Linked DNA regions of Homo sapiens: region 1 is linked to region 2. A link is a loop called in an ENCODE intact Hi-C map of the cell type or tissue named here. Cell type or tissue: A673. All regions are shown on one strand. Each heading gives the region's core, and the rest is flanking DNA. Links, peaks and the distances in the headings are about the cores only. Region 1 overlaps ACAD11 (acyl-CoA dehydrogenase family member 11). Region 2 overlaps DNAJC13 (DnaJ heat shock protein family (Hsp40) member C13).

Region 1 (15,938 bases), core at 7,791-15,790, 110 kb after region 2:
ACAGCTCCCAATCCAGCACTGCTATAACTCGACACTGTAATTAAAAATAAAGAGGTCTGTAACACATTAAAACTTAAAACAAGTATAATAAAGAAATAAATAACATTGAACACATTCAAAATCATGTTTTCCATCAAAAGTCAATTTCAGGTCTTTACCCACAGTGGCATATCTCATTTATAAAATAGCCAATTAGCCTTGATTATATAGAGCTAAGTCCTCTGGTTCCATCGCTGGCCATCAGTCCTTCTCATTTTACTTTACACAGCCTTAATATCTCTGCTAATGAGCAGATGCAAAAGCAGTTAAAACTTCTCAACTGGAAGTAATTGTGATAAAAAGGAATTATAGTGAATTACTTATATTTTAATAATCCATGTTATGCATCATTAAACATTTACTTTAGTAATTAATCTAACTGTATAACAAATGTACTACTCCATCCATGGTACTTTTAAAAGTTATTTCATGTTGTAGATACAAAGCATAATTGTTATAAAAGATACTGTTAGTTTTATAAATATAAAATCCACCATTATATAGCAACATAAAACAATCATGTAATGTGGAACCAATAAAACAGAAAGCTTCCCTCATTCTACCTTGTAACAGTATGTATCAAGGGAATATATATATATGTATTTTTTTTTTTTTTTGAGACGGAGTCTCGCTCTGTCTCCCAGGCTGGAGTGCAGTGGCGCGATCTCTGCTCACTGCAAGCTCCGCCTCCCGGGTTCACACCATTCTCCTGCCTCAGCCTCCCGAATAGCTGGGACTACAGGTGCTCGCCACCACGCCCGGCTAATTTTTTTTGTATTTTTACTAGAGACAGGGTTTCACCATGTTCGCCAGGATGGTCTCGACCTCCTGACCTCATGATCCGCCCGCCTTGGCCGCCCAAAGGGAATATATATCTTCATATTAAGAATACAGGACATTCTTTTGTTCATTTCTTATGTTCATTTGGCTGTACATATGGCCAAAAAATCAATTTGTAGAATAGTATATAGCGTATGATCCAATTTATGCTTAAAGAAAAAGATTATAGTTTGAAGTCAGGTAGCATGATGCCTCCAGCTTTGTTCTTTTGGCTTAGAATTGACTTGGCAATGCGGGCTCTTTCTTGGTTCCATATGAACTTTAAAGCAGTTTTTTCCAATTCTGTGAAGAAAGTCATTGGTAGCTTGATGGGGATGGCATTGAATCTATAAATTACCTTGGGCAGTATGGCCATTTTCACAATATTGATTCTTCCTATCCATGAGCATGGAATGTTCTTCCATTTGTTTGTGTCCTCTTTTATTTCATTGAGCAGTGGTTTGTAGTTCTCCTTGAAGAGATCCTTCACATCCCTTGTAAGTTGGATTCCTAGGTATTTTATTCTCTTTGAAGCAATTGTGAATGGGAGTTCACTCATGATTTGGCTCTCTGTCTGTTATTGGTATATATGAATGCTTGTGATTTTTGCACATTGATTTTGTATCCTGAGACTTTGCTGAAGTTGCTTATCAGCTTAAGGAGATTTTGGGCTGAGACGACAGCGTTTTCTAGATATACAGTCATGTCATCTGCAAACAGGGACAATTTGACTTCCTCTTTTCCTAATTGAATACCCTTTATTTCTTTCTCCTGCCTGATTGCCTGGCCAGAACTTCCAACACTATGTTGAATAGGAGTGGTGAGAGAGGGCATCCCTATCTTGTGCCAGTTTTCAAAGTGAATGCTTCCAGTTTTTGTCCATTCAGTATGATATTGGCTGTGGGTTTGTCATAGATAGCTCTTATTATTTTGAGATACGTCCCATCGATACCTAATTTATTGAGAGTTTTTAGCATGAAGGGTTGTTGAATTTTGTCTAAAGCCTTTTCTGCATCTCTTGAGATAATCATGTGGTTTTTGTCTTTGGTTCTGTTTCTATGCTGGATTATGTTTACTGATTTGCGTATGTTGAACCAGCCTTGCATCCCAGGGATGAAGCCCACTTGGTCATGGTGGATAAGCTTTTTGATGTGCTGCTGGATTCCGTTTGCCAGTATTTTATTGAGGATTTTTGCATCGATGTTCATTAGGGATATTGGTCTAAAATTCTCTTTTTTTGTTGTGTCTCTGCCAGGCTTTGGTATCAGGATGATGCTGGCCTCATAAAATGAGTTAGGGAGGATTCCCTCTTTTTGTATTGATTGGAATAGTTTCAGAAGGAATGGTACCAGCTCCTACAAGGCTACAGTAACCAAAACAGCATGGTACTGGTACTAAAACAGAGTAATAGACCAATGGAACAGAACAGAGCCCTCGGAAATAATACCACACATCTACAACTATCTGATCTCTGACAAACCTGACAAAAACAAGAAATGGGGAAAGGATTCCCTATTTAATAAATGGTGCTGGGAAAACTGGCTAGCCATATGTAGAAAGCTGAAACTGGATCCCTTCCTTACACCTTATACAAAAATTAATTCAAGATGGATTAAAGACTTACATGTTAGACCTAAAACCATAAAAACCCTAGAAGAAAACCTAGGCAATACCATTCAGGACATAGGCATGGGCAAGGACTTCATGTCTAAAACACCAAAAGCAATGGCAACAAAAGCCAAAATTGACAAATAGGATCTAATTAAACTAAAGAGCTTCTGCACAGCAAAAGAAACTACCATCAGAGTGAACAGGCAACCTACAAAATGGGAGAACATGTGCAATCTACCTATCTGACAAAGGGCTAATATCCAGAATCTACAATGAACTCAAACAAATTTACAAGAAAAAAACAAACAACCCCATCAACAAGTGGGTGAACGATATGAACAGACACTTCTCAAAAGAAGACATTTATGCAGCCAAAAGACACATGAAAAAATGCTCATCATCACTGGCTATCAGAGAAATGCAAATCAAAACCACAGTGAGATACCATCTCACACCAGTTAGAATGGCGATCATTAAAAAGTCAGGAAACAACAGGTGCTGGAGAGGATGTGGAGAAATAGGAACACTTTTACACTGTTGGTGGGACTGTAAACTAGTTCAACCATTGTGGAAGTCAGTGTGGCGATTCCTCAGGGATCTAGAACTAGAAATACCATTTGACCCAGCCATCCCATTACTGGGTATATACCCAAAGGAGTATAAATCATGCTGCTATAAAGACACATGCACACGTATGTTTATTGCGGCACTACTCACAATAGCAAAGACTCGGAACCAACCCAAATATCCAATAATGATAGACTGGATTAAGAAAATGTGGCACATATACACTATGGAATACTATGCAGCCATAAAAAATGATGAGTTCATGTCTTTGCAGGGACATGGATGAAGCTGGAAACCATCATTTTCAGCAAACTATCGCAAGGACAAAAAACCAAACACCACATGTTCTCACTCATAGGTGGGAATTGAACAATGAGAACACTTGGACACAGGAAGGGGAACATCACACACTGGGGCCTGTTGTGGGGTGGGGGGGTGGGGAGGGATAGCATTAGGAGAGATACCTAATGCTAAATGACGAGTTAATGGGTGCAGCACACCAACATGGCACATGTATACATACGTAACAAACCTGCACGCTGTGCACATGTACCCTAGAACTTAAAGTACAATAAAAAATAAATATATATAAAATAAAAATAATAAAAAAATAAAAAAATAAAGAAAAAGATTATAAATGAATACTCAAAGTTGAAAAGGTATTGCACCAAACTAACAGAAATGGCTGTGGTTACTTTAAGGGATTAAGGCAGGATGGATGAGGTCCAGAGAGGGGAACCTTCACTGGAGGGTTCTATATATAGGAGTGATATGACATGATCTGTATTTTAAGAGGGTCACTCTGGCTACTATGATTTCAATATACTATGGGGGGTGGGCAGTGAGGCAGCTGCAGCAATACTCTAGGCAAGTTATCCAAGCTACATAAAACTGCAGACCCCATTTGGGTAATATGAGTTACTGGGTTTCATGCCTCCATATAACTGTGTGTGCTTGCACTCCCTTGCTCCTCTGGCAAACTTACACACATTCTTGTAGCTTTGTGTGGAAATATGGGCTTTGGAATCAGACAGGCCTGTATTCAGACCCTAGCTCTACCATTTGCTGGCTGTATAACTCTGGACAAGTTAGTTAACCTCTCTAATCCTCAATTTTCTCAGCCATAATATACACCTCTTACACAGGGTTAGTTTGAAGATTAAATGGGCGGGTAGCACATATAGTTCATGTATGAGTTTCTAGCAAAGAACCTGGCACACAACAGATGGCCAATATGTATTTATTTGATGAATATGTTCAGAGCTTGGCATATATAGCAAGGCAATCAAAACTTTGCCATTGTTACTGTGGAAAAAAATTGATCACTCCTTTCTCTATGACTTTATAAGAGCTTTTATTGTGGTTATATTATACTATAAATTTATAATATTATAAGTATTATAAATTACTATACTAGCTAGATTTGTGAAACTACTGAAGAGGATGGATGCATTTTTCTCTTACATCATTCTATTTGTTATCTATGCTTTTAACATCCAAAGTAAAGATGAGGCACTTACTTATGCTATAAATGATTACTTTTCTTTTTTAATACAATTGGGAAACTTCTCTGGAGTTACTTTTCAGAATATCTGAACCATTTTTGGGGTAAAAACACAAAGCTATAAAACAACAGCCAGTGAGAAAAGCTGATGGCTCATCAAATTGCATAAATTAGTGCAAATTAATTAGCAATAGCTAATTAGAGTCCTGTTGATGCCTGTTTGTGTTGAGAGTTATTAAAAGCTCAACATAACTTTTAGTGGTTGATCTGGACATTTACTAGTTCGTCTTACTGCTGCTAGGGAACTTATTAGTAAAATTATTTTTGATAGTTTTTCTGAAACCTCAGCTCAACAGAAAGCTTTTAGTTTTTTAAATTATCTTCTTTATAAAGAGATTCATTTTATGTATACTTTTTACACCATTGAATTTTATTAATATGTATGTGTATTGGCATTCGAAACAAACAAAAAATACATACAATCCAACAGAACAAACAGTAGATGAAGAAGGCAGGGAAGAAAATAATAGAATTTGTAATGAAAAGATGAAGCTAGGAGTAAGGTTATTACACATAATTGAATGTGATAGGACATGCATAGTTGTTAGTGTGGGTAGTAAAATTTGCTTTGAATTTTATAGCGGGTAAAATAAAGTGTGAAGCATGGTCAGTCACAATCTTTATAGTGTATGCAGGTCAAAAACAAACCAGCTGCTCAAGAGGGACAAATTTTCTTGGCAATGAGGCTAAAGAAAAATATCACCCATCAATCTGCATACAGGTGATATTGTGTAGCGGACGAAAATGTCTTCAACAATATAAAGAGAACTTTGAGGGGCATGGTGTAATTCCTAGAAAGCAGGCTATGCTGGAAAATGACTGAAAGGACAAAGATGAGTTAGGTAGAAGACAAGACCACATGCTGAGAGTGGGAACCGAGATGGGACAAGAAATGTGAGAGTTTGAGAAGAAGGGAAAAGATTTAGAAAAGCCATTTTTTAAATGTCACAGGTTTTACTAAGAGATGAAGTTACAGCCTAGATAAAATCATGTGGCATAAAAATGTCCCAGATCCAATTAACCTTACTTCACGACTTTATTCTGCAGCAAAAATATGAGGATTCAAGTTTAGGGCTAGAAACTGGTTAAAGTCAAGGGGTGATGGACATCCCCTGTAGGGTTATTAGAAAAAATAAAAAGTAAAATAATAATAATAATGATGATATAAAGTCAGGGTGGGAAGATTCTAGAATAATAAGTAACCTAAGGTCAGGACACTTTATAATTCTTACATTACTTGCATACATCTATAGTCAAAAAATTATTAATGAAATTGATACTAAAGGTAGTTTTTGAGATGACTGATTATGACCATGTGGCTTATGTAGGATAAGAAGTCAAGTGAAGTCATGAAGGGCTTATGGATTCTAAATTAACAGCAATCAAATTTGCAGTGTCTCAGGGAAGATGCAGAGAAATAAAAGAACAGAAGGTAAAGAGGGTGAGGTCAAAAATAAGGGGTTTCAATTTCTAGATCACTGAAGTTGACAAGTTCCAATGGATGTTTCTAATTAAATATATTTTTCAAGTTGAAATGACAATATGCAGATTTTACATTAAACTCCAAGATCTTAAACATTTCTCTACTGGTAAAATTTATATTTGGAAAATCAACATTTTCCAGGAAAACTGGATTTCTTTTCAACATTGCAGTGAGCCTATTGTGCTACTGAAATACTTGCCCAAACATGCTTTAAATACTTTGTAAATAAGTAACAGAAAATAATTTCGTTTTGCCATATCCTGTAGTTTCCTTTACTGGCTTACTCCACACATTCCTGGAAGGTTTGTCATTTAAAATTGTTTATTCTTCTTTCTTAATTGTTGTGTTTTCTGATGACAAAAATTAAACATGCTGTTGTTTTAAAAATAAAAACCAAAAAACATCAAACCCTAAACATTACAGAAATGTACAATTATGTCTCCTATAATTCTATCCCCTACAACCACTGTTTAGGTTTTCGTACATATTATGAAGCATTTACTTATACCCTAATATTTTTCTGAAGAAGCTTGACAAGTAGTCTAAGAAAAGTCAGAGAGAAAAATGAAGGGGAAAAAATGGAAAAATGAGGGTACCTGAAATAAACTGAGCATCATTGATGTGCCAGGTACCAGCTAGTTGCTCCACATTGACTGTTTCATTTTAGCTGCCCAGCAACTCAGAATTTTTTTTTTCAATTTTAAAAGGTACACAATGTCAATTTCCTGGCTTTGATAATGTACCATAGTTGTATAATATCCATTTTGCAGAATTTGGATGATGGATACACAGGACTTCTCTGTACTATAACACTGTTACAACTTTTTTGGGGACTCTAATTATTTCAAAACAAAAAGTTAAAATAAAAATAGAGGCACAGAGAGAGATTGAATAACATGCTTTAAGTTCACACTGCTAGGGAATGAAAGTTAAGCATAAATTTATGAGATGGAAATAGTTGCTAGTGAATAATTAACTAAAATTAATCCCTTCAACATAGATTCATCAGAATCATATAAGCACCTGCAATATAAAGATGAATAAGATACAGTCATTGTTTTAAAGGAACTCCAAGTCTAGTGGGTTCTAATTTGTTATCTACTATAGAGACTCAATATTATGTAGACTCGACTAAAATATTAATTAAATGACACAGATCAAATACAGGCCAGATCCTGCTATGTTTTCAGGCATATGCTTTTATAATTATCTAGATTATAAATTAGCATATTTAATTTTTCTAATCTCAGGGTAGATAATTAACAAGGTTAGAATTCAGAATTCATCAGTGCCACTAGCTCTTCCTGCCCTAAAACATCTTAGCATTCTAAGAAACTAATGAACCCAGAAAATCCTCCTCTCAGAAGCAGGATTCATTCCTACTATACTGTAATCCTAGGCCTCATTGTAGGTGCTCAGTGGAGGATTACAGCTTTCATTTGTTTATACTCTTTATAAAGAATACAGTATGCACATTTACATTGAGCAAGGTTATATTAATCTCATGTAATTCTTTTGAAGCCTCAAGAAGCTTTTGGAATTCTCTATTCTCAGAGTTTATAATAAACAAATAATAAATTCTTCATGAGATAGGGCTAAAAACCCCAAAGAAGTATAAATGAACCAGAAAAAACAGCAAGAACATGGATAAGCTAAATATTGTAACTAGTAGATGAAAACTTATTTGAAGAAAACAGCATCATGCATGTAAAATTCCCAAATCCTTTTAAGCAGTAAACCAGATACCACTTGGGATTAGAACCAGTCTCAAAGGTAGGCAGCTAACTTATGCTGGAAAATCTGCAGGACTCCTTTCTAAAAATTTTGAGTGGTGACGACAGTCCTGAGCTGTAGGGGAACAGGGAGTGGGTTGGGCTCCCTCAGTGCTCTGGGGGGAGCATTTACTTAGTACTGTGTCACAAAACAGACCTACTCAATTAATTGTAAACATAGCTAACTGTACCTCTTTAGGGTGGAAAACTATGTTATCTAGTCTGAAATCTCCATGAATCAAATTCTCTTCATTGTCATTATCGGGCAAGTTCTTCATTAGCCACTCCGATAGCTGTTGCATGGCAGGGATGTCCTGATGAGCTGCAGCTTGATATTGCTTTGTCCAGGTTGATACCTAAAGACATATAAATAAGAAAAATGGTAAAGCTGAAACTGGAATGTAGGATCTAGCAATTCTAAAATTAAAACAAAATTCAAATGCTGTTTTACTCCTAAATACTTAAGACCCATGCTGGTGATACTCCTGTCATCCTAAAACACTCAAATCAGCCTAAACCTTAAACATTTAAGTCTCTTTTCCATATAGTTCCATTTTACTTACCTAGTTTTTTATCAAGAGAAAAATACTGGCCTAGGGATCAAGAGATATGGGTTCTAGTCTTTATTCAGCAACTACTTTGTAGAAGAAAAAAAAAGAATGCATACAAACACACACACGCACACACACACTCTCTCTCACACACACACACACACACACAAATATATAGGCATAGATAATCTCTGGAAAGGGTCACGAGAAATAAGTAACCCCTGAAAAAGGGAATATGGGGACTAGAAGAAAAAAGAAGACATTTACTTTTTTTTTTTTTGAGACAGAGTCTCGCTCTGTTGCCCAGGCTGGAGTGCTACCTCCACCTCCCAGGTTCAAGTGATTCTCCTGCCTCAGCCTCCTAAGTAGCTGGGATTACAGATGCATACCACCACACCCAGCTAATTTTTGTATTTTTAGTAGAGACGGAGTTTCACCATATTGGTCAAGCTGGTCTCGAACTCCTGACTTCGTGATCCGCCTGCCTTGGCCTTCCAAAGTCCTGGGATTACAAGCTTCAGCCACCGCGCCCAGCCTACTTTTCATTTTAATACTCTTTCTTATTACCCACAGAATTTTCTAAATATTTTACAGGTATGAATAGTGTAAAGATCTTCTATTGTTCTTAGAATTGAATGCAAACAAATCAACTTACTCGTAAAGTCCTCCAACAGGTGGGACCATATTGTTTATTTGCTTTTTTATCTCCATTTCCCGAGGTATCTTTGCTCAACTTAGTGCAATAGAGCAAAGACCTTTACTTGGTCTTATCTAGTCATATCAACCTGGGTTTAAATTATATCTAAGCCACTTACTTGTGTATTACTTGATTGATGCAAGCCTCCCTTTCTTCATCTGCAAAATGGGAGTAATAATACCTATATCTTAGAGTTGTTGTAAAGATCAAAAAAGAGAGGCCGACAACTCACTCTGCCATGTAGGACCTAGCATATAGTGAGTACACTCTAAACTTTAGTTCCCTTTTCTCTTCCTTAACCCCCACAAAATGATATGCTTACAAAGGAAAGCAGCCCCATATATATCTAGTATTGCTTTCCTTTAATTTAAAATGATCTCCATCACTCCAAATTTTATCTTTCCTTAAATACTCATTATAAGATATCTCTCCCAGGAAGCTTTCTCTATATAAGCAAGGGCATCCCAACTTCCACCCTTTGAATCATGGTGAGTATCAAACAATTTACCACTAGATTTTACACTCTTTTATACCATTTTCAGGTTTCGTGAATGACATGCATGTACAGGTCTCTCAAAAATGACCATAAGTTCCTGTGGGGAAGAACCTATTGTATATTTTTCTTGATATTTAACACAGTACTCAGCAGGTATTAAACACACAGTCAAGCTTAATAAATGTCTGCTAGTCCAATTGAGAAAGAAAAAACTGTAAGCCGGGCATGGTGGCTCACGCCTGTAATTCCAGCACTTTGGGAGGCTGAGGCGGGCGGATCACGAGGTCAGGAGATTGAGACCATCCTGGCTAACACGGTGAAACCCCATGTCTACTAAAAATACAAAAAAATTAGCAGGGCGTGATGGCGGGAGCCTGTAGTCCCAGCTGCTCGGGAGGCTGAGGTAGGAGAATGGCGTGAACCTGGGAGGTGGAGCTTGCAGTGAGCAGAGATTGCACCACTGCACTCCAGCCTGGGCAACAGAGGGAGACTCTGTCTCAAAATGATGATGATGATGAAGAAGAAGAAGAAGAAGAAGAAGAAGAAGAAGAAGAAGAAGAGGAGGAAGAAGAGGAGGAAGAAGAGGAGGAAGAAGAGGAAGAAGAGGAGGAAGAAGAGGAGGAAGAAGAGGAAGAGGAAGAGGAAGAGGAAGAGGAAGAAGAAGAAGAAGAAGAAGAAGAAGAAGAAAAAACTGTATAGTTAAAAGTATTGGAAAATTAAGAGTCTAAAACAGAAGATTTTGCTGAACAAAACCTAATATAAAAACATAAGATAATTTTATACTAAAAACTAGTCATTCTGAAGGACAATGTTAAAAGTCATGGCCAAGCTTCAGAAAACTATACAATAATAGCTTTTTTTGTTGACTAATAAGGTATATTATTTACAAGAACTTGAAAAAAATAGCTATTAATGTGGATGCATTACCTGTCTTTTGCAGTACCCAGCACCTATACCATATCCTTCCAGCTGCAGTGACTGTATATTCAAGGAATGTAACTGAGCCAATGTTTCTACCGTGGCCACATATATGGCTGAACGTTCTGCTGGGCTAAGTCCAGGAATTGTTAAATCACGGAAGATTCGACCCTATGGAAGTGATTACAACAGATTATTTAAATGTGTATAATCAATACTTTGTCGAATATACTAGAAAAACATTCATTTGTGAAACATATTTAATATTAGAGTATACATGCCAAAGGGAAAATAAAAGGATATGCCAAGATGAATATAAACATCAAAACTACTCTCAACTATTTTACAGAAAAAATTTAAAACACATTTTGAATTTATTGTTCTTAATGGCTTGACCTATGTGGAGTCTGTTTTCCCTGCTACCTTATGGACAATTTGGTTATTGCCATTACAGATAGCTCTTTACTGACACCTAGAGGAAAATTTAAGAATAAGTCAATACCCCCTAATTACTAAATTTGTTTCTTGTCTATTCCATCCCTCCCTTTGTAAGTGCTCAAATTTGAACAAAATTGTAAACCTTTGCAATGCAATCTAATTACCTAAAATGTTAAATAACAAACTATATCATTTATTAAGTATCATAATAAAACATCTTAATTAACTTCATAATTAAAAGTAAAAGCAACAAAATAAGATTAAGTGTTAATTTACCTGCACATGTTCCATTACGTAAAATTCTGTTCCAATGACAGAAGTATCACTGCAGTACAGTATAGGCTTGGGAACGGGGAATCCAATTGAAAACAAGGCTTTCTGGACTTTAAATTCTCTATCAATCTAAATAGGATGATGAATCATTAAAAATCAGAGAAACTGATTTAATTGTAATTAAATTTAATAACTACTTATGAGCTAATCTTAAGGCTAGAAAACAACTGTAAAACAGTATCAACACAAACTCCAGAGGATAATAGTAATAACTTCCCTAATAGTAATCTTGGTGTAATCACTATGATTATAAATTAGACCACTACTAAAAAATGTAATTTAATTAGGATAAGAAGATGAGCACCTGCATGAGACTTAATCCTGGCTCTGATAATGTGAAGGCAATAGTTACTGTTCACAATATTTCACATATTTTATCATAAAACATCCCTTTTTCCACAGCAGTTCCCTGGCTGGCTGCTCGCTCTTTCATGTCTTCCAAGGAAGCTCAGGTAAGTCTCTATTCTAGCACTCTGCCACAGTCAGCTACAAAGAGCTGGGGGTGAGAGGTGAGTGGTGGTGGAAGGAAAAGTACCTGCTCCTTCTGGAGAGCAAGGGAGGCATGTGTTTCCAGGGCAGGGGCATGGGGATCTTTCCTGGCACTCAGGACTGCTGTGGAGCTCAAGATAACTAGCAGGAAAGTAGGCAGCTAGAAGCAAACTGGAGCCTAAATAAGACAGTGAGGAAAAAATGGCTTCCTTAATTAGGACAGATGCACAGGCTATCACTCAGGACCCAAGGGCAGAGCTGTTGATGCAGGCCAAGTAAGGATGGCTTATCTACATGTAGTCACCTGGCCCCAGACTCAGGCAATGGTGACTGACCATTCTAAGGAGGGGAAGCTATGCAGCTCATTTTGACATCAGGAAGTAAAGCAGGGGCTGTGGCAATAACTGGAAGAGGAAAGTAACGAAACCCATGTTCAAGGTGAGAGCAGCCAGCAGTACCAAGGGCTGTGGAAAGAAGTGTTAACCACTCAGGTGTTGGGAAACGAGGGGGAGGGGGTAAGGGGGAGAGGGCAAAAGGGTTAGAGAAGCAAAAAGTGGATCACAGAGCTGGAGCATTGCTTTTTTCAATGCAGAGTTGAGAAAACAGAAGGGAGTTGAAACAGAGTACTCCAGATCCTTGGCAGCTGTACTTGGGCTGAGAGCATTATGCCCTGTTCTGGTGTGTTCAGGTGGGATGTTATCAAGAAAAGAGACAAATAAAACTGTTTATTGGGGCACGGGTGGGGATTTTCCTTCAGCCATACTATATCGATATTTAATAAAAGTTACCCAACTTTTTTTTATCTTAAGCATCCAACTTACTTCATGTTTCTGGGAATATGATATGGGACCAAGAAAGTCCCATAGAATCTACATTCTCTATTACTGTGGTATTAAGCCTACCCCACAATTGTCCTTCCCCAGTGACCTGGGCCTGGGAAGCACCTGCTGTACATGATTACGGCTATACCCTAAATACGCACAGTGCTTTTAATGTTCCCCAGTGCTTTGATTTCTGTCCCCTCCTGTTCTCTGAAAATCCATAGATAATACCTGTTTTCTCAAGACAGAAAAACCTAGTTTTCAACAAAAATCTTTTAGAATTCTCACTGTCTAATATTTAGAGAGTACTATAAAATACTTATTCAAATCTTTCTTTTTATCACCAAAAGATTAGAGGATTGTCATAGCAAATATATTAAAATAATTCTGAGTAGATACTATTACATATAATAATTTAAATATATAACAAAACAAAATATCTACAGATGAGTAGCACTGAAAATATTCATTGGCTGATTTTACTTCTAGCAAACAACGTAGAGGAAAATCAAATACACAAAAGAACTGGGTGTTGTTCAAGATTAATAGCCTAAAGATAGACTTACATTTCAACCTCAAATAATTTTTTAAAACAAAAAAAGATATAATTCAAGGGAAATTTTCATTAGAAATAAAATATATTTTATATTATTTGGCAATCATAAGATGCCTTTTAAAAGTAAATTGGCTTTGTGTGTATTAAAAGCATTTATTTGTCACCAAAGAATTTATCATTACATTTGTATACTATACCTGATGTGCTTTAGGAAGAAGTGAACCTGGTGGTTTTTTCCTGAGCACATATGTTTGAAAGCCCTTCTGGAGATAAAAGGTTGGATTGGACTTTCCTGCTCTAGATAAAAGTAAAAAAAAAAAAGGTCAATTACAAAGATATGTTTTCCGTCATCCCCAAATCCTACTGAAATGTCAGAAGAAACAAATGAAAATAAATTCATCTCAATGCTGGAAAATCAAGAGGGGTGCTATCAGCAGCTCACAACATGAATTTCTAGATGATATTAAAGCAGATGGCAACATACTGGCAGCTGGAGAATCTGTGACTCACAGAGGTAGAAGAGAGGACCCCACTTCCTGACTGCAAATCCTAAGTTTTATCAGGAGTACCTGTAGAACAATGACTGATCTAAGTAAACTTGTAGAACAATGACTGATCTAAGTAAATAAACAATCTGAGAAGAGATTGTTAGTTATCAGTCAGAAAATGAATTAAAAGATGCAGGAACAGCTGGCTTAATGCCCCCTCATCTGCCTTTAGAGAGATAACCCTCATAAGTGTCAACAAGGCTAGTGCGTGAGTTGAGCTCTCTACAATGGGAGTTCTGAGAAGTGAGGTCCCACAGTGAGCATCTGGCCCAGGGAAGTGCAATGCTGGCCCAACTAACTCACAGACACCAGGGCATTGACTTTCCCTGCCAGATGAACAGAAATTCTCACCTAAACTAAGGATAGACACTTCAGCTACCAAAACTATTCAGTCTATTCCTTCACTTATAATATGGGCATTTAAGAATCGCCCAACTTTTGAAGAATCCAACTGTATAAAGGAGAGATCCTAAATTAAATAAACAGAAGAATCAATCCTTAAGGTAATAGGTAATAGGAGAAAGTAGAAAAAAAAATCTTTGGAGCTTCTTCCCAGGACTCCAACCTCCATCAGGAAAAAACAAGCATGAGCCTAGATTGAGTCTGGCAGCAGCCCCAGTGTCTATGTCTTCTATAAATCAGACCCATCCTCCCTGGCAATCATATCAAGGAGCACTGGTTTTGGTACCATCTAATCCTGAGTGAGTGCCTTTTACCATAGGAAGGTAGAGATAATCACCAGTGGTCAGGAAATAGGACCACCACAGGCTATGCTGTCTTTATTGATATAGAACAATTTATCTTTGATGCTGCAAACCATCAATTGCAACGAATCTTTTTTTTTTTTTTTTTGAGACGGAGTCTCGCTCTGTCGCCCAGGCTGGAGTGGCGCGATCTCGGCTCACTGCAAGCTCTGCCTCCCGGGTTCACACCATTCTCCTGCCTCAGCCTCCGCAGTAGCTGGGACTACAGGCGCCCGCCACCGCACCCGGCTAATTTTTTGTATTTTTAGTAGAGACGGGGTTTCACCGTGGTCTCGATCTCTTGACCTCGTGATCCGCCCGCCTGGGCCTCCCAAAGTGCTGGGATTACAGGAGTGAGCCACCGCGTCTGGCAACAACGAATCTCACAAACACATTTTTTAAAAAATGCCAAACATCTGATTGGATGCATTTTTGATGAGGCTTGTGATCCGCCTGCCTGGGCCTCCCAAAGTGCTGGGATTACAGGCGTGAGCCATCACGTCTGGCAACAATGAATCTTACAAACACATTTTTTAAAAAATGCCAAACATCTGATTGGATGCATTTTTGATGAGGCAGTTCTCTAGTCTTATATAAAGCACTGGTCTTTCATGATAGTAAATGACCCAAATGAAATACAAAGAAAAAACTAAAAGCTTCTTGTTGAAGATAGAGTGACCCAGCAAGTCTGCTTCTACATATATATCCAAGAGAACTGAACACATAAAATTAACACAAAAACTTGTACATGAATGTTCACAGCAGTACAATTCACAACAGCCAAAAATTAGAAACAGCTCAAATATCCGTCTGCAGACAAAAGGATAAACAAAATGTGGTATATCTATACAATGGATTATTGTTTGGCAATATACAGGAATAAAATGCCGATCCATGCTACAACATGGATGAATCTTGAAAATATTATGTTAAGTGAAAGAAGCTAGTCACAAAAGACTACATATTATGTGATTCCATGTCTATGAAATGTCCAGGATAGGGAAATCCATAGTGACAGAAAGTAGATTAGTAGCAGCCAGGGATGGGGGAGGAAAAAATTGGGAACTATGAGGTTTCTTTGGGGGCGATGGAAATGTTTTAGAACTAGATAGTGGTGATGGTTGTATAACATTGTGAATATATGGAAAACAACTGACTTGTACACTTTAAAACGGTTAAATTTTTAAATGTTACGTTACATGAATTTCTCAAAAACAAACAAAAACAATTAAAAGTTTCTCTTTTGAGGAAGTATCTAAAGTGGTTATAACAAAGACAAAAAAAAATTGCAGAAGCCCATTTGCATGGGAGGATCATTGTCAACACTGTCAATACAGTACTTGCTAAATTTAACTACTCCAACCATCAGGCCTCCAAATAGCCTAGAACCATTGATGGTCTCAATATAAGAATCATCATTGAACCAATAGTCAGAACTATTGGTTAGTTCTTGGACAAGATATTTGGTGCTGAGAGAAATGTGTTGATCTATA
Region 2 (15,938 bases), core at 2,070-10,069:
CACCCACCAATCTGTTTTCTGTCTCTGGATTTACCTCTTCTGCGTATTTCATATAAATATAATCATACATATGTGACCCTTTGTGTCTATCTTGTCATTTAGCATGTTTTTAAGCATCATCCATGTTACCAATGCTTCATTTTTATGTCTAAATATGTCATTGTACGTAAATGCTCCAATTTGTTTATCCATTCATCTATTGATGGACATTTGGGTTATTTCCCCTACTAATGTTCCATAGGTTTTAATTGACTTCAGCTACAGCTTCCCGGTAATGAATTTACTGGATTTGTATGTTTCAAGTAAAGAAACATTTTTCATACCATTGTCATTCTATCAATATGATCATTTAAATGATTTAAAATGATATTAGGCTGGGCGCGGTGGCTCACGCCTGTAATCCCAGCACTTTGGGAGGCCGAGGCGGGTGGATCACGAGGTCAGGAGATCAAGACCATCTTGGCTAACACGGTGAAACCCCGTCTCTACTAAAAATACAAAAAATTAGCCAGGCGTGGTGGCAGGCGCCTGTAGTCCCATCTACTCGGGAGGCTGAGGCAGGAGAATGGCGGGAACCCAGGAGGCGGAGCTTGCAGTAAGCCGAGATAGCGCCACTGCAGTCCAGCCTGGGTGAAAGAGCGAGACTCTGTCTCAAAAAAAAAAAAAAAAAGAGATATTAAAGAAGAGAGGCAGCACTTCTGCAGATATTAAAGAAGAGACTGCAGTATTGCTGCAGTCATTAACTGATGTGTTTTTAGAAGTATTTTCTTGGTTTTTGCCTATGAGTGTTCTAAATGCCAAGCAAAGGCTCTCCTGCGTACCACTTGCAGCAGTTGTCTTGTCTTTGACTTGCCTCAGGATTCCTGGTAATGAAATTAGCAAAGTAATCCTGACACCCACTTCCTACACCCAAGGGAGGGGAGGAAAGAGGTATAGTAGTTTCTAAATAGGAACTCCCCTACCAGCTTTACAACTAATCACTTCCACTACTGCTTCTTTCCCGGGTTGGAGCAGGTGCCCCCCTCCCTTGGACTCACATGGTCCCCTTGTATAACCCTACTTTAATTCTTACCACAAAATTATTTGACGCTGTCTTCCCTACTAGATTGTAAGCACTTCAGAGACAGTCTGTCTTTCTCATCTTTGTGTTCACTGTGCCTACCACATAAGAGGTGCTCAGTAAATACTAGATATGAACATTGATGTGCAAAAGCTATTCACTAAGGTGGTATTTCCTAAATGTTTTGTCACACAGAAATGTCTTTCATCTTAGTTTAGTGCATATTCCCACACATGTATTATTTATACTCATATATGTGTATGTATTTCAAGTATATACAAGTCCTCATTTTACTTCTGATACTCTGATGCTTTCTATATTGACCAATTTTGTTTTTTCAACAACACTCCTGATTGTTTCATAAACCTCTTTAGGTCACAGCTCATAATTTGAAACACTGCTTTAAGTTTTAGCTCAATTTGGCTGTACCTTCTCCCCAAACTCCTTCCTCAGGAATAGCTCATCAGCCCATACACTGTCAGCCATCTGTTACTGTCACAAGAAAATACTCTGCATAGGTATCTTCCTCCTTGAATTACATATAAGTCGGTAATTGTAGGTTCAAATAATAGAGTCCAGCTTCAGAGGGACGACTGACTTGAGGACTTCTTTGGGTCTGCCTTAATGAGATGTGTCTGGCATAGTGCCTGCTATGGAGTGTTTGATGAATGCTAGTTCTTGCTCCATATTTGGGTCTTTCCTCACTGGCCTTCTTCCTTGTTGCTTTGGAAGTTGGTTTTTCTTTTTGTCTTCCAACATCCAGTCCTTGATTTTATGTTCAAAGGGCTTGTTTTACTTTCCTAGGTGAATGAAATCCTGTGCCGTTCTTCAGTCTGGAGTGCCTTCAAAGATCAGAAACATGATTTGTTCATTTCTGAGTCACAAACAGCAGGATACCTCACAGGTAAGCCATACCTAATTGGTTATTGTAAGACACCTGGCAGAAGCCACTTGGACCTTCCTTTTGCCCTAAATAGACTTAAAATTGTGTTCAGAGTGTTTCTTAGGCTACCAGCTGACCTTTCTTGGAGGTGCTATGAGCATGTAGTAGACATATGGTCTTAGCTTTATATAGCATGCAAACTGTTGTTGTGTTGAATGGGTACTGACTAAAGCATGTATTTTGTTCAGTTTTGATCCAGTTAATTGGGTCATAGAATATATTTGGAGCATGTCTGTATTAAAGTATTTATCTTGTAAAGAGAAGGAATAAATATCTGCTGAGGAATATCAGTGTCAGAAACATGATTCATCATTCCATATCTGTCAGAATAACAGATTAAAACTCCAAATATGTATAATTGTATGTAAAAGATATTCTTGGCTGGGCGCGGTGGCTCACGCCTATAATCCCAGCACTTTGGGAAGCTGAGGCGGGTGAATCACGAGGTCAGGAGATCGAGACCATCCTGTCTAACACAGTGAAACCCCATCTCTACTAAAAATACAAAAAATTAGCCAGGCGTGGTGGCGGGCACCTGTAGTCCCATCTACTCGGGAGGCTGAGGCAGGAGAATGGTGGGAACCCGGGAGGCAGAGCATGCAGTGAGCCAAGATTGCGCCACTGCACTCCAGCCTGGGCGACAGAGCAAGACTCTGCCTCAAAAAAAAAAAAAAGATATTCTCCTAAGTTTCCAGTGATTTGTTTATGGTTTTGCTAAATATTTAGGGTGTGTCGTTTTATGGGGGTGGAATACATAGGTATCATGAATGAAAGGATGTTTTACTGCTTTGGTTTCAAAAGATACTATGTTTAAAACTCAGAACATTTGACACACTAATTGCATAATTTTAGAATAGTCATTTTCATATAGGCTTCAACATAAGTCAGACTCTTGCTGAATGCTAAAGAGGCAATATCTAGTCTGCTATAAAAGTTCTTAATTTGAAATTAACCTTAGGAATATGAGGCGGTTCTTGCTGTCTGCCTGAAATTGTAGTATATAAAAAGATGTCAGCCCTGCATTCTCTCCTAACCAAAGATGATAAACTAAGAGAAAAAATTATCACCCAGGGTTTCTAAGCCATTGTAATTGTTTTAATCTTGATTGCTAGTATAGAAGTTTATAAGATCATGAAGACTTTATCTTGAATATTCAAAATTAGAGGCTTTGGAGGAAATTTTACCTGGTTTTAATTTTAAACTTGGTGTGACACTTTTTTTTCTTCACCATAACCACTTTAATATTGACACTCCTAAAGTTGGAGCAGAGTCCTAAAATTTATAAACATGCAGTGCTTTGGCTGCAGGTCATGTCCTGTTCAGAACAGTGTCATAGGTTTTTATTTTAACTTTTCCATCCCCTGTCCCTCATATCTATGGAGAAAAATACCTAGACTGTGTTCTCAGTCTGTCCCATATCTCTCTTCAGATTTGGTGTTAAAATTATAGCTTCTAAGTAGGAGTTTGTTCTTATAGGCAGTATAAAAACTTTACCTCTTTAGCCTATGTCCAAAAGTTCACATACCACGTTTTCATGGCATTACATTCATTACTTTTTGTATAAGGATGGTATGATTGAAAAAAAAATCTGCCTTATTTTTATTTTATTATTTATTTTTTTGAGACAGTCTTGCTCTCTCACCCAGGCTGGAGTGCAGTGGTGCGACCTCAGCTCACTGCAACCTCTGCTCCCTGGATTCAAGTGATTCTCCTGCCTCAGCTTCCCAAGTAGCTGGCATTATAGGCTTGCACCACCACACCCAGCTAATTTTTGTAATTATTATTATTATTATTATTATTTTAGTAGAGACGGAATTTTGCCATGTTAGCTATGCTGGTCTCAAACTCCTGACCTCAGGTGATCCACCCACCTCGGCCTCCCAAAGTGCTGGGATTACAGGCGTGAGACACCACACCTGGCTTTTTTTTTTTTTTTTGCGACGGAGTCTGGCTCTGTCACCCAGGCTGGAGTGCAATGGTGCAATCTTGGCTCACTGCAACCTCTGCCTCCCAGGTTCAAGCCATTCTCCTGCCTCAGCTTCCCAAGTACTTGGGATGATAGGCATGTACCACCATGCCCAGCTAATTTTTGTATTTTTAGTAGAGGCTGGTCTCAAACTCCTGACTTCAGGTGATCTGCCCACTTCGGCTTCCCAAAGCATTGGGATTACAGGCGTGAGCCAGCATGCCCGCCCTCTTTTTTTTTTTTTTTTTTTTGAGACAGAGTCTTGGTCTGTTGCCCAGGCTGGAGTACTACAGCATGAGCTCAGCTCACCGCAACCTTTGCCTCCCGGGTTCAAACGATTCTCCTGCCTTAGCCTCACAAGTAGCTGAGATTACAGGTGTGCACCACCATTCCCAGCTAATTTTTGTATTTTTAGTAGAGACGGGGTTTTGCTGTGTTGGCCAGGCTGGTCTCGGACTCCTGACCTCAAATGATCCACCCGCCTCAAATGATCCACCCGCCTGGTACTCCCAAAGTCCTGGGATTACAGGTGTGAGCCACTGCACCTGGTCAGCCTTATTTTTCTTAACTAAGAGTAAATTGGCCCTGAAGAATAGTAATGTGTATATTATAAGCTTCTCTACAGGAAAGCCTCTTCTAATTCTTCTGTTCAGTCTTATCTATCATTCTTTGACTTAACTTGATGAAATAAAAAACATATGTCCTTGACTTACAGAGTGTGAACCAAAAGGTCTGTGGTTAGAATCCAGAAGAAATAGGGGTTTATCTTCAGAAACCTGGACTTCATTTGGTCCTCACCCCCATCCACATGCTTTAGTAACTATAGGGAAAAGGTATAGGCAGTAAAAAGCTTCTTGTCTGTGCCTTTCCTTTTACTTGGATCCATGCGGTGGCTTCTGAATGAGATATGAAAAGTGGCTGTGAAGGGGTTAGAAGAAGGTTAGGGAAAAAGAAAAGTTGGGGTATACAAATTTCTTCCCATCCCTGAGCCGGCTTAAGGGACAGCAAGTTCTGTACAGGTCTGGCCAAATGGGGAGATGGTATAAAACCCAACCAGGAAGGGGCATGGAGATAATGAGTCTTCCAGAAGGCCATTACTGAAGCCTGCAGACGTGTCCATGTAGAACAGTCTGGATAAGCTGTAAGCATTGTTGACCCCAGAATTGTGAAATTCTGAGCATGTTATCAATCTGGGATGCTCTTTTTTAGCGATGTCAGTTGCTGGAAATTTTTTCATCAGCTCTAGTCTGTCCTATTTGAAAGGACCAACTTGCCAGGTGCAATGGCTCATGTCTGTAATCCCAGCAATTTTGGAGGCCAAGGTGGGCGGACTGCTTGAGTCCAGGAGTTCCAGACCAGCGTGGGCAACACGGCAAGACCCCGTCTCTATAAAAAAATACAAAAATTTAGCCAGGCATGTTGGTGCATGCCTGTAGTCCCACCTACTCGGGAGGCTCTCTTGAGCCTAGGAGGTGGAGGTCACAGGTGAGCTGAGCTCTCACCACCACACTCCAGCCTGGGCAATAGAGCAAGACCTTGTCTCAAAAAAAATTAAGTTACATTAAAAATGAAAGAACTATTTCAAGAATTAAAGCTTCTAACTCTTGCTGTCTGCCTGAAATTGTAGTATATAAGATGTCAGCCCTACATCCTCTAACTACAGATGATGTAGGCAAATTAAGAGATAAATTAGGTAAATTTACTGCCAGTTGGATTGATGTGTGCTCATTGCTTGAGTTGCCAAATGTTTTTTGTGTTTGAGCTTTTCATTGATGTATTGTGTATCATGTGTTTGATAAAAGGGGCATGTAGTTCTAATAATGATAAAATCCCATGATGTGGAACTCCAGGAATTTATAGTGTTGTGTTGAATTGGAATTTCATTTAGTTAAAATGTGCCCCGTGCTACTCCCAAACTTCAGAAGATACAGATTGTACCCAGCCCCTCTGTAATCATTGAAATCAAGGTTGCTGTGACAACACACATCACCAACCCTTTCTTCTAACTGATATCTTTAGGTGAGTTTGGCAGGTTAGGTGGATTTTGTTTAGGACATGGGGAAAGACAAAGGAGTTAATTACTACTTCAAAGTAAGATAAAAATGACCAAAACTACGTTTTCTTCTCTCTGGCTGCTGAGTAAATGTCATTCAGTCACATGCCCAAGATTTGGGGTAAAAATTTTAAAGTCCTAGGTAGGATTACTCAATCTTGATAAATTTAAATGAGACTGCCTATTTCCATAGGTTCTCTAGCCTGGCATATTTTGTTTTATGATAAATGCTTATTTAAAGGTGCCTCAGTGGAATTTTTCCTGTGATGCAGATAAATTGTGGTTACTCATTATCCAGGGCCCTTGATCACTTAGCCATTTATTAGGTTCTAGAACAGCTTGGTGCTGATGGTCTCAGAGCCTCATAAAAAATAATTTCAGCAGTGAAAATCCTCAAATTACCTAACCTAGAAAATCAGTAGCAAAAGAAGGAACAACAGGAAAAGGAACAGAGGCCAGGGTGAAGATGCTTCTAGGAGCCAGAATTGGAGATGAACTTTTCACATATACATTTCATCGTGGTAGCCAATTCAGTTTTGTGGGATTCTCTGTAAATTTTCCATCTTTTCTCATTTCTCTGAAGTCCAGCAGCCTTGTGCAATCTTGCCACATGCCCATTCCTGGCAGCCCCTGCTCTTCCCATCTTTCTCTGAAGAACACAACTGCCCTATTCTGTGCAAATGACCAGGCAGCACCTTTTAGCCCCAAGAAACCAGACACATCCTCAAGGAGAGGCCAGGGTCCTGGGGAGAGCATCTCGGATTTCATTTGTAGAACTATCCGGGAATTGATTTTGATTTGCCTTTCCTAAAGAGGCAAATGATGGTACTAAAATTTGGTTTCTTCCTTCTAAGCCCATCATTTCACCATTTAGATTTTAGCTCAGAGGTTCCCACATTTTCTCAGTTCACAGTGCCCTTAATAGCTCAGTAATTTTTTCATCCGTCCCCAAGCCAAAAGAAATACCTAATAATTTAGTTTATGAAGTAATTGCAAGACAACTTGAAAGTAGTTGTTTGTATGGTGGTCAGCAGATGGCGCTGTGTTTCAAATTTAAAATACCCAGCAGTTAGCTGGATGATGTGGCAGGCAACTGTAGTCCACATGGACAGGCCGAATCCGCTACTCAGTAGGCTGGGGTGGGAAGATCACTTGAGCCTAGGAGTTCAAGGCCTGGATAGGGGAGTTGCTTGAGCCCAGGAGTTCAAGGCAACATAGTGAGACCCCCATCTGTTAAATACACACACACACAGAGGGGCAAAGGGAATAAATAAATATCCAGCAATGCCCCAGGGTGCCTCAGCACACAGTTTGAGAACTGCGTCATTAATCCACTTTCTAGATGCAGCATTCATGGTTTGGTCTTGTAACCTACTATTTTGATGGGAACCAAGTTGAGCCCACAATCAGAATTGCTCAGAAACTACACAGTCTGGAGTGTTTGAGGTCTTACTGTTAAGGGTTACATCTTTGATGACACCTACTGGATGGTTTTGCAGTAATCATGCTGCAGCCTAAAGTTCAGAGAATATGAGGGTGGTGGGAAATGATCACAGGGTGCTGCTGTAGCTCTGAACTGCGTTGTCAGAAGGGTTTGTTGACCTGGTGGCCTTTTTCCTGAGCAGACTGTGAAAGGCCTGGCATCCTGATTGGCTCAAGGCAGGAGTTGATAGATGCAGGCTCCCACAGTACCTTAAAAAGGAGAAATATTTTTTGTAAGTTCTACAAGTACAAGGTTTTTATAAGTACAGCGTTCCAAGTACCTGGGCACTCTGGTTGGCTTCAGTTACAGCTCACACAGGCTGAGTCATCTCTGCCTATGTATCTATACAAGCCATTTCACATCCATAGTACCAATACTTTTAAGGTCAAAAACAAGATGAATCTGAATGGTGGCCTTTTTGTCCTCCACCAATCCCTGTTTCTACCTTCATCAAACTACTCTGCTGTTTGCACTTCCTCACAACTTCCCTTGCTGCTTATATTTCTTTTTTCCCCTCAGGTGTCTCTCCTTCCCTTCTAACTGGCAGCAGCCCCCTTCACCTCAGGAGCGGGCTTTAGATCCGCTCTGCCAGGCAGCTTGCTAACTTCTGTGTAGCTCTCTGAAGCAGGTAGAGAAATGTTTTGCTAAATGCATGCCGCTCCCACTGCCTTTCTAGTCCTAACCCTCAATGTTCCTTAGTTGTTTGCCTTGTTTCCTACAATTTCAGCTAAAACTATTGCTCAGTATGCAGTATTATGCTACAGTGTCCCTTGCAAGTACTTGTTAGTTTGTGCAGTGCTTCTGAGATGTAATTAAATGTTTATGCAATGTTTAAAATAAACTCTAGAGGGCTAAAGCCATTAATATGCCCATAGGACACATCTCGATAAATGCTGGCATATATGGCATTTTCATGCAATAGAAACTGTTAGAATCAAGGGAGAAATATAAGACTAAAATATCAGTACCCTTTCACATAGCATTCTTGTTTTAACCTATGACAGATGGATGTCCAGAGCCTTTTCTTTTTCAGAGTCCTTGGTTTAGCAACCCTTGTTCGTTTGGTGTTACTTGTTATAATAGCATTTCTTTGCACCAAATGAAAATAGGTTAGTTTGAGTGTTGACAGAAGTGTTTATGTTGAATTTTGTCACATATGACTTTTGGATGAGCTGAGTGTAGAGTTTCTTTTGTCTGTCTGTTTCCATTTTTTCCATTCGACATAGTTCTTTTCAGTGCTCGGAATTTTTTGAAAGATTGAATTTCCCAAATGTAAGAAAGAAAATTTTATCCATATTTCCACACCAGTGTTACTGTCCAGCATACATTTTGAAATGATTTCTAGTCTATAGTGTAGGCAAACATGAAAATAGTACTATGTAGCTGTTTATTAAGGTATAGATGTAATTTAGGTAATTGAAATAGATGATTAGTTTTGTGTGATGGAGTGCCTGAGCAGGTTCTGACATTTTTATAAAGGTCAATGTTTTCACTTGACTGCTTTCTAGAGGTGTGTGTTTACCTTTCTCTCTTGCAGGACCTGGAGTTGCTGGCTACCTTACCGCAGGTACATCTACATCAGTCATGTCTAACCTGCCACCTCCTGTAGACCATGAGGCAGGCGACCTTGGCTATCAGACTTGAAATATTCACGAGAGACAATAAACGCTGAAAGGCCAGTGCCAAGTCCACATTCCTCCAGCTGATACGTTGAAGCAAACTCTTACTGCCTTTCTCCTGGTTTCATGACAGTGTTATTCCTTTTTCTATAAATATATTTTTAGGAAAAAAAGTCAGTGATCCTAATTGTATCACATTATAAGAAAGCACTCTGTGGATCAACATAAGTGGGTACACAAGAATTTTTTTTTTCTTGGTGTATGTAAGCACATTTGTTCCTTTATATCTGTTTACAAAACTGTGAATCAAAAAGACAAAACTTTCTTCCTAGTTTTTGTAATTTTTTTTTTGAACTAGCATGACTGTAGGGTTGAGCTACAGTCAACAAAAATTGGGCTAAGTCACTTTTCCCCAGGAAAGAATATTTCCCTCTCCTGCATCAAGTCTGCGTGGCCATCCTCCCCCCACCATCCAAGACTATTAGGTTTTGTCCCTGCACCCTTCACTGGCATCCTCAATCATTAACCTTCTGAAAGCTCACAGTACACATTAGTATGTATAACTGGCTTTACCAAATTGAATGAAAAGGAGCTTGTGCAAAAAAATTTAAAAATGGATGTCAAGATGTTATGTAAAAGATGAGTGTAATTGTGAAATGTTCTATACACTATCAAATATATAAAGCTTTCTATATTGAATGTACATTATACAGATCATTCATATGTGTACATAAAATTTTAAAAATAAAGGGAATTGACTGCTTTGTTAATGAGATATATTTGTTCTAGTTTAATCTTTCCGTTTGAAGACCTCATATATCTATCTTTATTTCTAAGACAGATGTAGTATTAAACAGACGTTATCTTACATTCGTAACTCTTCATATAGATGGCTGCATTAACATAATCTAATCATTCCTAACTTTAATATTTCAGCCACATCTAAGTTTCCAGACACAGCATCTCATTTATTTTTCATACAACATTCAGGAATGGGTCAGGCTGTTAATAATATGTGACATTAATTCTACTATTTTTAAGAAGAGAAAATTAAATAGCCAGAAGATTTTTCAAGTAACAAATCTCAGCACATAGATTTTCTAGTGTGACCACAAACTACAAGAAAATATAAACATGGAGAATATAAACAAACAGTTCTTAAAGAATGGGGAAATACCCACACTTCCAAGTTTCCTTTCAAAGCAAGAACCAAGTTTATTCCACAGTTGATGTGTAAGAACAGCCAAAATGGAAACTTACTCCTATTCCAAATCACTAATTCAAACTTCTGCATCAAGTTTATCATCTCTAACAGATTATAGAGTAATATGTTAATGGAAGTATTTTAATATGTAACTAGGGTTTTAGTTTCTAGACAATAGTTGGGTATAAAAATGTGTTCACTAAAAAATTATAACAGCTAAATTGGGATTAGGTATTTAGGAGAGCATAAATCAACATAGCAATGTTTTCTTTTAAATACTAAGAATATAAGTATTGTGAATACAATAGTTAAAGGCCCGTTAAATTAGTCTACGATCATTGATGTTTAGATGCCAACAATACTTAACCTTTATTGAATATTTACTGTCTGCTAAGTATTGCATAATCTCATTTAATCCTCAGAACGAACCTGTGGGCCAGTTAATCCTCAGAGCAAACCTGTTGGCCTGGTACTGATATAATTCCCATCTTCCAGGTGAAGAACATGAGGTTCAGATAAGTAAAGCAGCTTACTAAAAGTCACACAACTAGTAAGTAACAGAGTAAGAAATCAAAACTCTTATGTGACACTGAGGTCTGTATTCTGAGCCATAATATGAAGACAACAGCAATGTCAGGCAAGTGTCTGTGATGGGGAAAGCTGAGTTTTGATCTTTGAGGGTGGAGGCTTTATCTGAGATTTAAGCATGAAGTCGTTTGCCTCAGTCCTGAGTTATAAAAGACAGCTTGAGCAGGGTAACAGGAAAGTATATATAGGACACCTGGAGGGGTGGGGGTTGTCTGGTATGGCTGGGGGATAAGGGTCCAGAGAGAACCCAGCCTGAGACCCAGGGAGGAGCCAGCTGGACGGTGTCCTAAGTGCCAAGCTGACGCATTAACATCAAACCTAATAGTGATTCAGGAATGAGATCTGTATTTTAAAATAAACAGCAGTGTGGAATGATCACTTTGGTGCGTTTGTTGGGAGAGGGGCTGTTTAGAGGTAGCAAAACTCAGAGATACACTCTAGTAACCCACAGTCCATCTAAGGAGCAGTGCAGAGGCAGAACACTGGAAATGGGCAAGAGACCATGCCGGACCCTCGTCCGTCCACTGAGGATCATCACCAGATGCTCAGCTCAAGAATCCCTTTCAGTCTAGAACTTCTGTGATCCTTCTCATGCTTAAATTGTTCATTATATGATGAATATCGTGTAAATAAGCTTTATTAGGATTTTGAGAAGAGCACTGTGAAAAAAAAGTTGCAGATAAACTTTCTTGCAACCTACTCTGACTAGGAATTTCACCGCCTCCTTGAGTTTTTGGGAAGGCATGGCCCTCCTTTTACTGGCCAGTAGCAGTGTGACCAAGGAAGGCAGACTTCTTTGTTTCCTTATCTATAAGGTTCATTCTGAGCCCATTCCTCAAAGGGGTGTTATGAGAATTAAATAGGGGTGTTATAAGGCCAAAAAAATCAAATTCATTCCCCTTGCAATAAGATAAAAACCAGTGGTTATGAGGAATTGGATGTATGTGCTTTCTGTCCAATGAGTTATTAATTAGGTATTCTTTTAAAAGACTGAACTCCTTTTGCAATATGTAGTTGCATGGTCACATGTGTGCTCATGCCACTTTTGTGATGGGAGAGGGGAGGACAAGGACTTCGGGGAAGTTAGTCATTAGGGACTAAATGGTTGTATCTTCCCCCAAAATTCATAGGGTGAGACCCTAACCCCCAGTGGTATTTGGAGATGGGGCCTCAGGGAGGTAATTAATTAGTGTTAGATGAGGTCATGAAGGTAGTGCCCTCATAATGGGGATAATACCTTAGACACCAGAGAGCCTACCTGTACCCCCAAATTCCCCCACTACCTCCTTTCCCAACACCTGACATTCTGCACCAAGAGGTCACGTAAGCACACTGGGAGCCACGTACAAGCCAAGAGAAGAGGCCTCAGAATGAAAGCTAACTTGCTGGCACATTGATCTTAAACTTCCCAGCCTCCAGAACTGTGAGAAATAAATTTGTTGTTTAAGCCACCAGTCTATGGTATTTTGTTATGACAGTCCAAGCAGACTAATACATAGTGTTCGCTGGAGCACCAGTAGCAAGAAGAGAGTTTGCTCATAGATTGGTAGGACAAAGGGCTGGTTAGAGCCAGAGCCACCTCAGCCTTGATGGGACTTGGTATAAATTCAGCTCAAGCACCTTCAGAAACAACTGACAGCCTGTCCTGAAGCTGGGGAGGCAGACCCCTAAGGCTGGCCCACAGCACACACCAAAACTTGGAATGCCCACTAAGTTAGAACTAGGTGACTGCCTGGCTCCTGGGAGTGTTTCCAGTTTTTTGTTTGTTTGTTTTTGAGTACATGTTAAGTTTTGAGTATCCAAGTTATATCAGAAATCACGCCTGGATGCCCAAGGTGTTGATTCTAAATCAGAATCACTGCTGGATGCCCAAGATATTGATTCCATCCTCATATTAACCCCAAATGTTTGTGTGGATTTTGGTTGAATTCAGTGTTTAACTCATTAACTTGTGTCACCCAGTCTGTTTAAATTAGGGCAGGAGAATGGAAGTAAGGTATCTTGGAGCTGGTATGGACCGAGTTGGGGCCACCTGGGCTGTGGTTCTGGCCTCCACCAAGTGACCTTGGAGCTGTCACCAATAAGTGGGGGTCATTAATGTCTCCTTTGTGGGGATGTTCGGGAGATCAGGAATAATAGATGTAAACACCTAATAGGGTGTCAACCTTGTAGACAGGAGCGTCTAGGAATGAGGAGCTGGGCTTGGTGATGCTGTGTCAAGGAAGAACACTGGCTTGTCAGGCAGATTCTGCCCTGCTTAGGTTTCTGACATTGGGCGTTAATTTCATCTATAAAATGCCTGATCTGGTCAGGAAATCTTACTTTGGTAAGATGTTAAGAATCTGTTGAAATACGTGTAAAACCTTTATGCAAAAATGCCCAAAAGCGCATATTTTAAAAATATCCGAAAACTCAGTCCCATTCTCGCCCCAGTTAAAAACCTCAGAACTAGATCACTTCCCAGAATTATTGTTTCCCATAGATGATTTTTTGTGAAATAAATTATTTAACTCCTCTATTGTAGTGGAAACTTCAGGCATTTCTCCTGTCATCAATGCTTTCCCATTACTAGTTGTTACTACATGTGTTGTTTAATATGTTATTTAGCATTTAAAGCAAAGAACTTCACATCTGGATTATTGACCACTAATTTCTAAACTTAAGGAGTAAAAGGTGGGTGAGGTTACTGTGGGTTCCAGGGCCCCAAGAATACAGGAAATAGGGTGGCCAGTTTAAAACGTTTGTTTTGCCATCAAGCTTATGAAAGAAGATCTGTACATTTCCATCATTTTTACAAATCCCCAATTTAAGGAAATAACTTTGTAAGAGAAGAGAAAGACCCAGAGCTGTTCATGAAAACTCTGTTATTTACACAAATAAGAATGTTCGTGCTTAAATTTTTTAACATTGAAAAGGAATATGGTTTATAAGTTATGCAGTTATGTATGAAGAGTTTTCAGCTATTGTCCAATGGCAGTAGATAAAAAAAACCTAAGGTCTACAAAGAACATTGGCCTCATTCCCTGACCCCTAACCAATGTCTGTGAGCAGGAAAAGAGGAACCTCATGCCCTCAGTCTCTACTTCAGGGAAAAGTTTACGAAGATGTGGCTTGAGTCAATGAAAGAATGAGTCATTTGTCTTCAAAAGGAAAGGTCATATGGAAGTAATTCTACAAATATTTAGCTATGCATAAGTTCAGGAAAGTCATTTCACTTACTTAAGCTCAAACCTCAATCTCACATTTTAGTATTTTACACAACTCAAAATAGCCTTTCGTATGTATGTATCAGGTTTCCCAGCATTCCAAAGCAGGAAGTGGAACATTTTTCCCAGCTTTAAAGGTAAGAGCTGACCTGAGGACAATCCTGTCAGCCCTAAAATGATCAAGGTGAATTCAGAGTAAGCAAATCTAGAGTTTGGAGCAGAAAACTTTATCAACTGATACAACAGCTGGATGATAGCACACCCTTCCAGTGGCAGGGACTTGCCTAAAGCAACTGAGCATTGTGGAGAGCCTTTGAAGGCAGCCCTTAGTGTGAATGCTGACAGGTGTATGCCTCCAGGTATGACAGTAGAAGCAGAAAAGAGGCCAAAACAGGAAGAAAAAAAGGAAATTTTGGAGGACACTAGGAAGAAGAAAGCATTGGAAAAGAAAGCTGTATAACCATACCCTCAGAGATAAGCATTGCATCTACAAAACAGGATGCCACTTTGAAAAAAAATTTTTTTCCACAGAAAATCAGGTCTTAAAAATTTTTTAATAAAAATAGAAGAAAAACAATAGAAGACATTGACAGAGAAAGTTGAGGAAATCTTGTGAAGAAGCAGAGTAAGATGGAAAAGTAGACAAAAGAGACCCAGTTCAGGGAGCCCATTATCTAAAAAATTTAGATCCCAAAAGAAATACTAGTTTTGAAAAGGGGCTGAGAACAAAATAAAAAATTCAAGCACTTTCCCAGTAAGGAAGACTATGCCACTGAAGAGGCCAAAGGAACTTCTCCTTCACCCTCTGAAAGGTCTGCTGAAAAATCAACTTGCAAAATGCAGAATAATTGGAGAAAAGGCATACAAATTTATTTAATGAGTATACACAGGAGCCTTCAGAATGAAAGCCCAAAGATCCTGGGGAAATTGTTCACTTTGATGCTTAGGTTCAACAAAATATTGACAGCCATACTTTGATTGGCTGTGTTTATGATTGGACAAAAGGGTAAGATCAAATGCTAAGGGACTGCATGGGGAAACCCAGCAAGGTCTGTTTAGACTCTTCTTGGCCTATCCGAGCATGCAGTCCTTCCTTCTGGGTATGGGGCGGGTCTTTCTCTGGAATAGGGGTCCTCTGAGCTATAGTCCAACAAGGTAAGTCAGATCATTTCTTTGTGGCCAGTTTTTACATAGAAAGGTGGAGGGAAAGGGTAATAACTTTAGGTTTTATGGCTGGCTTTGGGGAAAAGAGGTTCTGGTTTCTGACCCACCTTGGGGAAGAGAGATTCTAGTTTCTGTGGCTAGCCTTGGGAGAGAATGGAACTGAGCGACAGGAAGGTAGGAGAAGGTCAGAAAAACTTCTGGTTCTGAGGCTGCTTCTGAGACCTTCATTCTGGGGTTTGTTTTATGAGTCCCAATGTCAGAGGTGTTTGAACCAGAGTGACTCCACCTTGAATAGGGGCTGGGTAATATAAGGCTGAGACCTGCTGGGCTGCACCCCCGGGAGGTTAGGCATTCTCAGGCACAGGATAAGACAGGAGGACAACAGGACTGGTATCACAGATACAGGTCATAAAGACCCTGCTAATAAACAGGATGTAGTAAAGAAGCCGCCAAAACCCACCAAAACCAAGATGGCAATGAAAGTGACCTCTGGTGGTCCTCACTGCTCATTATACACTATAATATATTAGCATCGCAAATCATTCCCACCAGCACCATGACAGTTTACAAATACCATGGCAACATCCAGAAGTTACCCTATATTGTCTAAAAAGGGAATTTTCTGGAAAACTCACGAATAATCCACCCCTTG

The links. A loop is a pair of places that touch in the nucleus more often than their neighbours do. Peaks named below come from ENCODE experiments on the same cell type or tissue, not always from the same donor. Only the 100,000 strongest peaks of a DNase experiment are listed, where the experiment ranks them.
Region 1: it touches region 2 in a loop (8-fold over the local background); 106 of 110 quality-filtered maps call a loop at or near these places.

Annotation. Positions count from the first base shown.
Region 1 is chr3:132,631,446-132,647,383 of GRCh38, forward strand. ACAD11 (acyl-CoA dehydrogenase family member 11) reads right to left here. Exons shown (of 20, transcript NM_032169.5): 2 at 13,352-13,451; 3 at 11,232-11,357; 4 at 10,527-10,688; 5 at 8,047-8,211; 6 at 1-34. It overlaps NPHP3-ACAD11 (NPHP3-ACAD11 readthrough (NMD candidate)), which reads right to left. Exons shown (of 45, transcript NR_037804.1): 27 at 13,352-13,446; 28 at 11,232-11,357; 29 at 10,527-10,688; 30 at 8,047-8,211; 31 at 1-34. It also overlaps the pseudogene HSPA8P19. Among named protein-coding and RNA genes, the nearest start is that of ACAD11, 20 kb to the right of the region's middle. RefSeq lists a silencer at 9,815-10,005. In A673, for the core only: a CTCF peak has its summit at 10,998 (motif pointing left); a DNase peak (open chromatin) is centred at 10,976.
Region 2 is chr3:132,529,134-132,545,071 of GRCh38, forward strand. It overlaps DNAJC13 (DnaJ heat shock protein family (Hsp40) member C13), which reads left to right. Exons shown (of 56, transcript NM_015268.4): 55 at 1,865-1,964; 56 at 9,043-9,899. The coding sequence ends at 9,149. Among named protein-coding and RNA genes, the nearest start is that of ACKR4, 60 kb to the right of the region's middle. In A673, for the core only: CTCF peaks have their summits at 7,049 (motif pointing right) and 7,256; a DNase peak (open chromatin) is centred at 7,098; H3K27ac peaks cover 806 bases.